Linked DNA regions of Homo sapiens: region 1 is linked to region 2. The links are chromatin contacts, found by Hi-C or POLR2A ChIA-PET in ENCODE. All regions are on one chromosome and are shown on one strand. Each heading gives the region's core, a stretch centred on a gene start or an enhancer-like site at or near the end of the contact. The rest is flanking DNA. Distances are from core to core; before and after follow the strand shown.

Region 1 (5,248 bases), core at 1,197-3,696, 250 kb before region 2:
CCTGAGTAGCTGGGATTACAGGTGTGCACCACCATGCCTGGCTAGTTTTTCTATTTTTAGTAGAAATGGGGTTTTGTCCTGTTGGCCAGGCTGGTTGCAAACTCCTGACCTCAGGTGACCCACCCACCTTGGCCTTCCAAAGTGCTGGGATTACAGGTGTGAACCACTGCTCCTGGGCCATTGCTAGATTTTTGGATGTTAATTATTTGCATTCCTGAGATAAGGCCCATTTAAGTCATAATACATTTTTCTTTATAATTTGATTTTTCCTTTTTCTTTTTTTTGAGACAGAGTCTTGTTCCGTCACCAAGGCTGGAGTGCAGTGGCACAATCTCAGCTCACGGCAGCCTCAACCTCCCAGGCTCAAGCAATCCTTCCACCTCAGCCCCCTAAGTAGCTGGGACTACAGGCATGCAGCACCACACCCGGCTAAGATTTTTCCTTTTTGAAAATGAAAAATGCAAGACTCAAAGATCAAAACTATGTAAAAACATATATTCAGAGAAGTCCCACTCCTGTCCCTAGCCCCTTCGCCCAGTTTCCACTCATCCCCATTTTCAATAGTTTCTTTATTTAAAGAAAATTTGTTTACATTTTGTTATTTGTAATAGAGATGGGGTCTCACTATGTTGCCCAGGCTGGTCTCTAACTCCTGGGCTTAAGTGATCCTCCCAACTCCCAAAGTGCTGGGATTTCAGGTGTGAGCCACTGCACCCAACACATTTTCAATAGTTTCTAGTTTAAATTTTCTGTGTGTGTGTGTGTGTGTGTGTGTGTGTTTTGTAACAATAACCACACACATATAGTTTATTTCTTCTTCCTTTTTTTTTTTTCTTTTTTTGAGACAGGGTCTTACTCTGTCACCCAGGCAGGAGTATAGTGGTGTGATCTTGGCTCACCGCAACCTCCGCCTCCTGGATTCAAACATTTCTCCTGCCTCAGCCTCCTGAGTAGCTGGGATTATAGGTGCCCGCCACCACACGTGGCTAATTTTTGTATTTTTAGTAGAGGCGGGGTTTCACCATGTTGGCCAGACTGGTCTCGAGATCCTGACCTCAGGTGATCCACCTGCCTGGGCCTCCCAGAGTGCTGGGATTACAGGCATGAGCCACCACGCCTGGCACACACTTTTTTTTTTTTCTTTTGAGACGGAGTCTCGCTCTGTTCCCCAGGCTGTAGTGCATTGGCAAGATCTTGGCTTACTGCAACCTTCAACCCGCTGGGTTCAAGCAATTCTCCTGCCTCAGCCTCCTGAGTAGCTGGGATTACAGATGTGTGCCATCATGCCTGGGGAATTTTTGTATTTTTAGTAGAGACAGGGTTTCACCATGTTGGCCAGGCTGGTCTCAAACTCCTGACCGCAAGTGATCTGCCCGCCTCAGCCTCCCAAAGTGCTCGGTTTACAGGCATGAGCCACCATGCCTGGCCTGAAACTTCTACTTTTAAAAGTAGAGCTTCAAATCCAGCTCCATAGAGCATGGAATTGCGGAATCAGGGTACTTGAATAAAGTCTGAATCTCAGCCAAAGCCAGGGAGATTTGAAACCCAAGAGAAAATGCCAGGAAGCCCCGCTAGCTCTGATGAGGTCAGACGAGTGAAAGCTGTTCCTGCGGGTACCAAAGCTCAGAATGTTGGCAAAGCAGCATGGATTGTGGGAGGCTTGCCTTGGGTCCCATCTGTGGGTCACCAAAATGTCAACCTAAAATCATCAAAAGGGTTAGAATCTAATTTAAAGAGTGTTTATTCAAGCACAAAGTGTGAGGATGGACAATTCGGAAACACCAACTCCAAAGGAATGGTCAGCGTTCTAAAGTAGACAGAGACAGGGGAGTTTTTAGCAGGATTATAGCATTTTTCTTTTTCTTTTCTTTTCTTTTTTCTTTCTTTCTTTCTTTTTTTTTTTTTTTTTGAGACGGAGTCTCGCTCTGTCACCCAGGCTGGAGTACAGTGGTGTGATCTCGGCTCACTGCAACCTCCACCTCTCGGGTTCAAGTGATTCTCCTGCCTCAGCCTCCCAAGTAGCTGGGATTACAGGCACCCGCCACCACGCCCGGCTAATTTTTGAATTTTTAGTAGAGACGGGGTTTCACCATGTTGGTCAGGCTGGTCTCAAACTCCTGACCTCGTGATCCACCCACCTCGGCCTCCCAAAGTGCTGAGATTACAGGTGTGAAGCACTGCACCTGGCCATTCTTTTTTTTTTTTTTTTTTTGGCAGAGTCTCACTCTGTCACCCAGGTTGGAGTGCAGTGGTGTGATCTCGGCTCACTGCAACCTGCATCTCCTGAGTTCAAGAGATTCTCCTGCCTCAGCCTCTTGAGTAGCCACCACGCCCGGCTCATTTTTGTGTTTTTAGTAGAGATGGGGTTTCACCATGTTGGCCAGGCTGGTGTCGAATTCCTGACCTCAGGTGATCCTCCCGCCTCGGCCTTCCAGCACAGCTATAGGCGTGAGTCACTGTGCCCAGCCTCTTTTTTTTTTTTGAGATGGAGTTCGCTCTGTCACCCAGGCTGGAGTGCAGTGGTGTGATCATAGCTCACTGGAGCCTCAACTTCGCTGGCTCAGGTGATTCTCCCACCACAGCCTCCTGAGTAGCTGGGACTAGAGGCACTCATGCCACCATACTGGCTAATTTTTTGTATTTTTTGCAGAGACGGGGTTTTTCCATGTTGCCCAGGCTGGTCTTGAACCCCTGGGCTCAAGCCATCCGCTAGCCTCGGCCTCCTGAAGTGCTGGGATTACAGGTGTGAGCCACCATGCCGAGCCTTTAAAAAGTTACCGTAAATATATTTGACATTTTGAAATTCTGTGTGTCAAAAATAATCAAGCAAAAAGGTGAGCCTCCCACCAGAATCATACTTGCAATACACCAAAGGGTTAACAATTGTACTATATCAAAAAGCCTTACAAATTAATGAGATAAAGCTGGGTGCGGTGGCTCACGCTTGTAATCCCAGACCTTTGGGAGTCTGAAGAGGGCAGATGGCTTCAGCCCAGGAGTTCAAGACCAACCTGGGCAATGTGGTGAAACCCTGTATCTAAGAAAAAAAAAAAAAGAAAAATTAATGGGATCAATACTAAACTGCAATAGAAAATCATTGATAGTAGAGAGAAAAATTTTCCAGAAGAAATGTACATGTCTAATAAATATGTGAAAACCTGTTTGGTCTTACTAGTAATCAGAGGACTCCAAATACAAGCAACTCTGTATGTCACGTCCCATCTATTACATTAGCAAATACTTTTAAAATATAAAATTCAGAGGCAGCCATGTTACAGTGAAACAGGAACGCAGATGCCACAGGTAGAAATAGGAACTGGCCCAATCTTACTAAAATGTCACTTGATGATATGTATCAAGAGCCCTAAAAAAAGTGTTTTTTGAGACACAGTTTCTCTCTGTTGCCCAGGTGGGAGTGCAGTGGTGCGATCTTGGCTCACTGCAGCTTCTGCCTCCAAGGTTCAAGCAGTTCTCGTGCCTCCGTCTCCTGAGTAGCTGAGACTGCAGGTGTGTGCCACCATGCCTGGCTAATTTTTGTATTTTTAGTAGAGACAGGGTTTCACCATGTTGCTCAGACTGGTCTTGAACTCCTGGCCCCAAGTGATCCACCCACCTCAGCCTCCCAAAGTACTAGGATTACAGGTGTGAGCCACCGCGCCCAGCCTAACAAAAGTATTTTAACAGTTAATATATGTCAAGCCAATAATTTCACATGTGGGAATACATCCTAAGGAAACAGAAATGTACAAAAATGTGTGCAAAGAAACACACTTTTTTTTTTTTTTGAGACAGAGTCTCATTCTGTCGCTCAGGATGGAGTACAGTAGTACAATCTCAGCTCAACCTCCACCTCCTGGGTTCAAGTGATTCTCCTGCCTCAGCCTCCTGAGTAGCTGGGATTACAGGCATTCGCCACCACGCCCGGTGAAATTTTTTTTTTTTTGAGACAGAGTCTTGCTCTGTTGTCCAGGCTAGAGTGCAGTGGCACTATCTCGGCTCACTGCAACCTCCACCTCCCAGGTTCAAGCGATTCTCCTGCCTCAGTCTCCTGAGTAGCTAGGATTACAGGCACCAGCCACCATGCCCGGCTCATTTTTTTGTATTTTTAGTAGAGACAGGGTTTCACCGTGTTAGCCAGGATGGTCTTGATCTCCTGACCCCGTGATCCACCCACCTCAGCCTCCCAAAGTGCTGGAATTACAGGCGTGAGCCACAGGGCCTGGCCAACAGTAATTTTTATAATCAGAAGAATAAAAGAACAATGATATTGAAAAGAGAGGGAAAGAGAGAGAGGGAAGGGGAGAGATGCAGAGCTTACAAACAAGGGCATCTGACTGGGGAGGGGTCAGGAGCTGAGAGGGGAAGATAAGGGCCCAGAAGTGGAAGGGGGTCTTGCTAAGGCCCATTACATGATGTCACCTGGGCCCTTGGGGGCTGCAGTTTGCAGTAGCTCAGGAGGGCATGCCTCAGCCCTGGGGCCCCACCCCTATTCTCCCGGCTCTCTTCTCTCTTGCACCATCTCTCCCCATTTCCAAGGAAGGTGGCTGCCCCTGCCAGATGCAGACGCATTGCACCGACCTCATTGTCTAGCTTTAACTAACTTGAAAGCAAGGGATAGGAGGGAGGAAAGGAACAGAGTCCCCTAGGAATGTTAGAGGCAGGGGGATGGGAAATTCTGCAGCCCAGCTGAGAGTGGGAGCCCGTTGGTTTGGAGGGGATAAAGCATAAGACCAAAGTACAAATAATGATCCGATGGGCCAGCCTGTGATGCCTGCTCAGAGGCACTAGAGTGGTCCCAGAGAAAGCGCTAGAGACAATTTTAGGAGACAGAAAGCAGGATTTGATCACCCAAGGACAGAATCTGAGGCAAGGAAGAGCTGGGGGGCTCTGTGCCGGTCTGAGCCCTTGAAACAAATCCTACATAGGGGATTGCTACGGGGCTAGCGGTCTCAGGGACTCCAGGGCTGAGTCCTGGCCGTGAACCCCGCGGGCGCCCGCATTTCAGCACCGGGGACAGGGGCCGACCTCGGATCCAGGTGGGTCCTCAGATCCACTGGCGGCTCCGTAGCTCCACTAGTTCCTGGCCCCCTCCCTGGCCAATCTCAGCCCGGGCAGTTCCCTTGGAGACCTCCGTGGCCCCTCCATCCTGGACCCCCCTGGTGCCCGTGCTGCGGCTCCCGAGCACTTGGCAGGTGATGCGACCCGCGGAGCCAACCTGGAGCGCCCTCGGGTCCCGGCAGCCAAGATG
Region 2 (3,212 bases), core at 713-3,212:
TGAGCCAAGATTGTGTCACTGTACTCCAGCCTGGGTGACAGAGTGAAACTCCGTCTCAAAAAAAAAAAAAAAAAAAAAAGAGTATAGTAAGAATAAGAAACACCACTCTTGGCCTCAGTTTGCCCATCTGAAAAATGTGTGCACTAACAGTAGCTACCTCTTTGGGTTACTGTGAGAGAAGTAAAGGTGTTAAACCATCCAAAGTACCCGGCTCATACTAAGTGCTCAATACATGTTCCTGGTGTCATGACTGTGTACTGGAGGCATGCCAGACCCGGCCTGTACCCCACCTTCAGCGCACGGGTTGTGCAGGAGGTTCCTGTGCAGGCTCCGTAAGAAGTAGAAGATCTTCCAGTCGGCCACGGGCTGGTCCCAGTCCTCAGTGATGAAGCCCTCTCGCAGGCACTTGCGTTTCCAGAGGGTCACGAGGTCGATGAGGTCCCGCCAGAGGCTGCAGACCAGGCGGCAGTTCAGCAGCAGCTGGCGGGCGGGCACGTGCGTGAACAGCTCCAGCAGGATGTTCTCGGGCAGCTCGTTGATGTTCCCCACAGCCATGGCTTGTGGCTTCTGGACACCCTCCTGTAGCTGTTGAAAAGCTATGCTGCAGGCCTCATCCCTGCTCTGCCATTTATCTCGGGAGAGCATGGTGCCTCTCCCAGCCTGTTTCCTTCTCTGTAAATGGATGCCTTACCTCCAGGGGTCACTGGGGCGGTCCAAGGAGCTTGGGACACATCAGGTACTTTAATAAAAGGTGAGCTCTGATTTTTTTCTCTGGCCTCTCACAATAGAGGTGGAAGGCACTGCCCAAGGTCAAAAATAAGGGCAGAGGGGGAAGAAGCCCGGATCTTCTTTGATTCCAGGGCCAGCCTTTTTCAGTAGGCCAGTCTTTAATGGGGATATAATGCGCAGCCGGGCAGAGCACCCCAGGCCTCCGGTGCCGTCACCATCCTCTCTCCCATCCTCAGAACATGATGGGAGGAGGAGGCTAATTATCACTGCCTCCCGCGGAGGTCCAAAGGGCTCCAGCCACCTTCTCAAGATCTCAGAGGACATGATCTCCTGCCTAGGTGGGAGTGGCAAGAGGGTGGGCGACAGGGAAGGGCCCTTCCTATCTCCCCACCCCCACTCCCACCCCCAGCCCCGCGGCTGGGCTCCGCCAGCCCCAAGTCCGCCAGCGCGCCTGCAGCCTCCCCTTCCCACGCTGTGCCTTAAAATGCCCCCCAAAGTCTGGGCTCGGACCCCTGTACATCGATGGCGACCCCAGCCCCCGTTCGCAGCCGCGCAGCGCAGCCCGGGCAAGCTCGGCGGCCTGGGCCTGGTCGGTGCCAGGCCTCCCTCGGCAACTGCGGCGCGACCCGGAACCCAGGAGCCTTCCCGGCAGCCCCCGCCCAGCCGCGCCCCCTCCCCAGCGCCCCCCGCGCCCCCTCCTGCCGGTCACCTGCGCTCGGCCGCCGCGGCACGATCCGTTGGGCCGCCCAAGCTGCACCGCCTGGACCTGCGCTTGCCTGGAAAGCGAGGCCCCGCCCCGGCCCGCCAGGCCCCGCCCCCGCGCCCCGCGCCCCGCCCCGCGCAGCGCTGGGCCAGGGACGCACCCCCACCGCGTCGTAGGAAAATTACCTGGTGTGGGGGGTGGGGCGGAAGGCACCTCCTATACTCCGACTCCGCCTGGGCCACCCGCCCCTCACCCTCGGCCTGACCCAGCCTCTCCGTGCCTCCCCTAGCCGCCTCCTCCCAGCAGTCCCCCAGGAGCGAGCTGCGAGATGCCCCAAATCGGACCCCTCCCCAGTTGGAAAAAAAACGACTCCTGACCTTTCCCAGCCTCCTCGGTCCGCTGAGGAACCCGCAGCCCCGGGCCTCGAGCAGACTGCTGGGACTGCGGGGCGGCCGGGCGCGGGGCCAGAGGCGGGGCGGGGCGGGTCGGGTCGGGGGCCTTTAAGAGGCGCGGTCGCCGGGACCGACACAGACGCGGACAGCGCCGGGACTCGCCGCCCCGGGACTCGCGCAGCCCGCAGCGCTCCGGCTCCTCCTCTCGCGACCGCCCTCCGCAGCGATGGACGGAGACGGTGACCCAGGTAGCCGACGCCTGGACCGCTCGCTGCGGCGGGGAGGGGAGATGGGGTCGGCGGGCGAGCGCTGCACAGAGGGGCGTCAGAGAGCGAGGGGACCCGGAGACCTGGCGCGGCAAACTTTCACGCCAGCGAAGCCCTAGAGGCGGTCTCCAAAGAGCACGTCTCTCTGCTATCTTGGTCTGGCGGGAGGCCTTGAGAGGCGACTGGCAAGGAGAGAGAACTCCTGGGTCCCATTTAGCCAGGAAGTAGCACCAGAGGACCCCCACATTCCCGCCTCCCAGCTTCCTGAGGGTCTGTCTGGCGGGGGCCTGGGATGCGTCTGGGAGGGAGGCTGCGAGCCTTTTCTTTCATCAGCTCTTCCAGCTCTGGGCCTTGGGCCGTCTGAATCCCCGTGGGTTCCTTGGGGTCCCAGGCCTGGCCTCACCTATTCCTGCCTTCCTCCTGAGCTCCCTTGTCTGGAGGGGCTGCCCCTCCCCGGGGTGGTGAGATGCCCAGTGGGGACCCGACTAGCGGTGAGGGAGCGTTGGGGGCAGCTTTGGCTGGTGCTCAGGGCCTTCCCAGGCTGCCCAGTCATCCTCTCTGGCACCCAAGACCCCTCACCCCCATCCCTCCAACTCCCTGCGGGGCCTGCAGGGGTTGCCTGCTGAGTCAGGATGGAAACAAGACCTGCCTGCAGACAGCCCTCACTCTTTCCTCATCAGGTCCAGCTGGGGATGGGCATTGCTTGGGTTAGGCGGTGGCAAACAGACTGATGAAAGCTCAGGCCCCCCCTCACCCCCCATTCCCCCGCCTCCAGCCCTGAAAATTCCAGCTCTCGCAGCCCTTGCTCCCAATCCACGGCCTTCTGGCCACACCCTCTGTAGGGCTCCAGAACTGGCTCCTGCTTTTTCCCAGGGATCAGCTATACCCTGGACTCTGGGGCCCACTCCAGGTGAGTGAGTCAGCCTCGCAGGCAGGCAGCTTCCAGGGGCCAGATAACTTTCCGCCGGCAACAATGTGGGGAGTTGTGTGTGTAAGAGAGAGGGTGGGGGGAGCTGTAATTGGATCTGGGGCCTCGAGTGCCAGGCCCCGGGGCCAGAAGAGGGGACTGGGTGAGGTGCACCTTTCGGGGAGCATCAGGTGTCCGATGGGGCCAGGGCCGGA

What was found. A loop is a pair of places that touch in the nucleus more often than their neighbours do. ChIA-PET counts read pairs that join two places held with the same protein, here RNA polymerase II (POLR2A). Pooled maps may share reads with other maps.
Region 1: a loop to region 2 is called in a map of OCI-LY7, with 11 times the contacts of the local background. The contact joins the enhancer-like site here to the promoter of FBXO2 in region 2. A Hi-C loop is called at or near these places in 14 of 168 maps with a recorded cell type or tissue (B cell, CD4-positive, alpha-beta T cell, CD8-positive, alpha-beta T cell and 10 more), 22 of 37 single-sample maps with no recorded cell type and 35 of 50 pooled maps. POLR2A ChIA-PET finds 5 or more read pairs at or near these places in 37 of 52 experiments (AG04450, B cell, BJ and 29 more).

Annotation. Positions count from the first base shown.
Region 1 is chr1:11,898,814-11,904,061 of GRCh38, reverse strand. No RefSeq gene overlaps it. Among named protein-coding and RNA genes, the nearest start is that of RNU5E-1, 6.7 kb to the left of the region's middle. RefSeq lists an enhancer at 4,673-5,224. Within about 2 kb of position 2,446, at least 3 of the 41 ENCODE cell types and tissues checked have a DNase peak (open chromatin) inside an H3K27ac peak, as active enhancers do; they include HCT116, OCI-LY7 and PC-9, where a contact is called at or near this core.
Region 2 is chr1:11,653,179-11,656,390 of GRCh38, reverse strand. FBXO2 (F-box protein 2) reads left to right here and starts at 1,962. Exons shown (of 6, transcript NM_012168.6): 1 at 1,962-2,072. The coding sequence starts at 2,051. FBXO44 (F-box protein 44) reads right to left here and starts at 1,514. Exons shown (of 6, transcript NM_033182.7): 1 at 1,439-1,514; 2 at 291-585. The coding sequence starts at 555. RefSeq lists silencers at 1,283-1,352, 1,403-1,632, 1,873-2,012.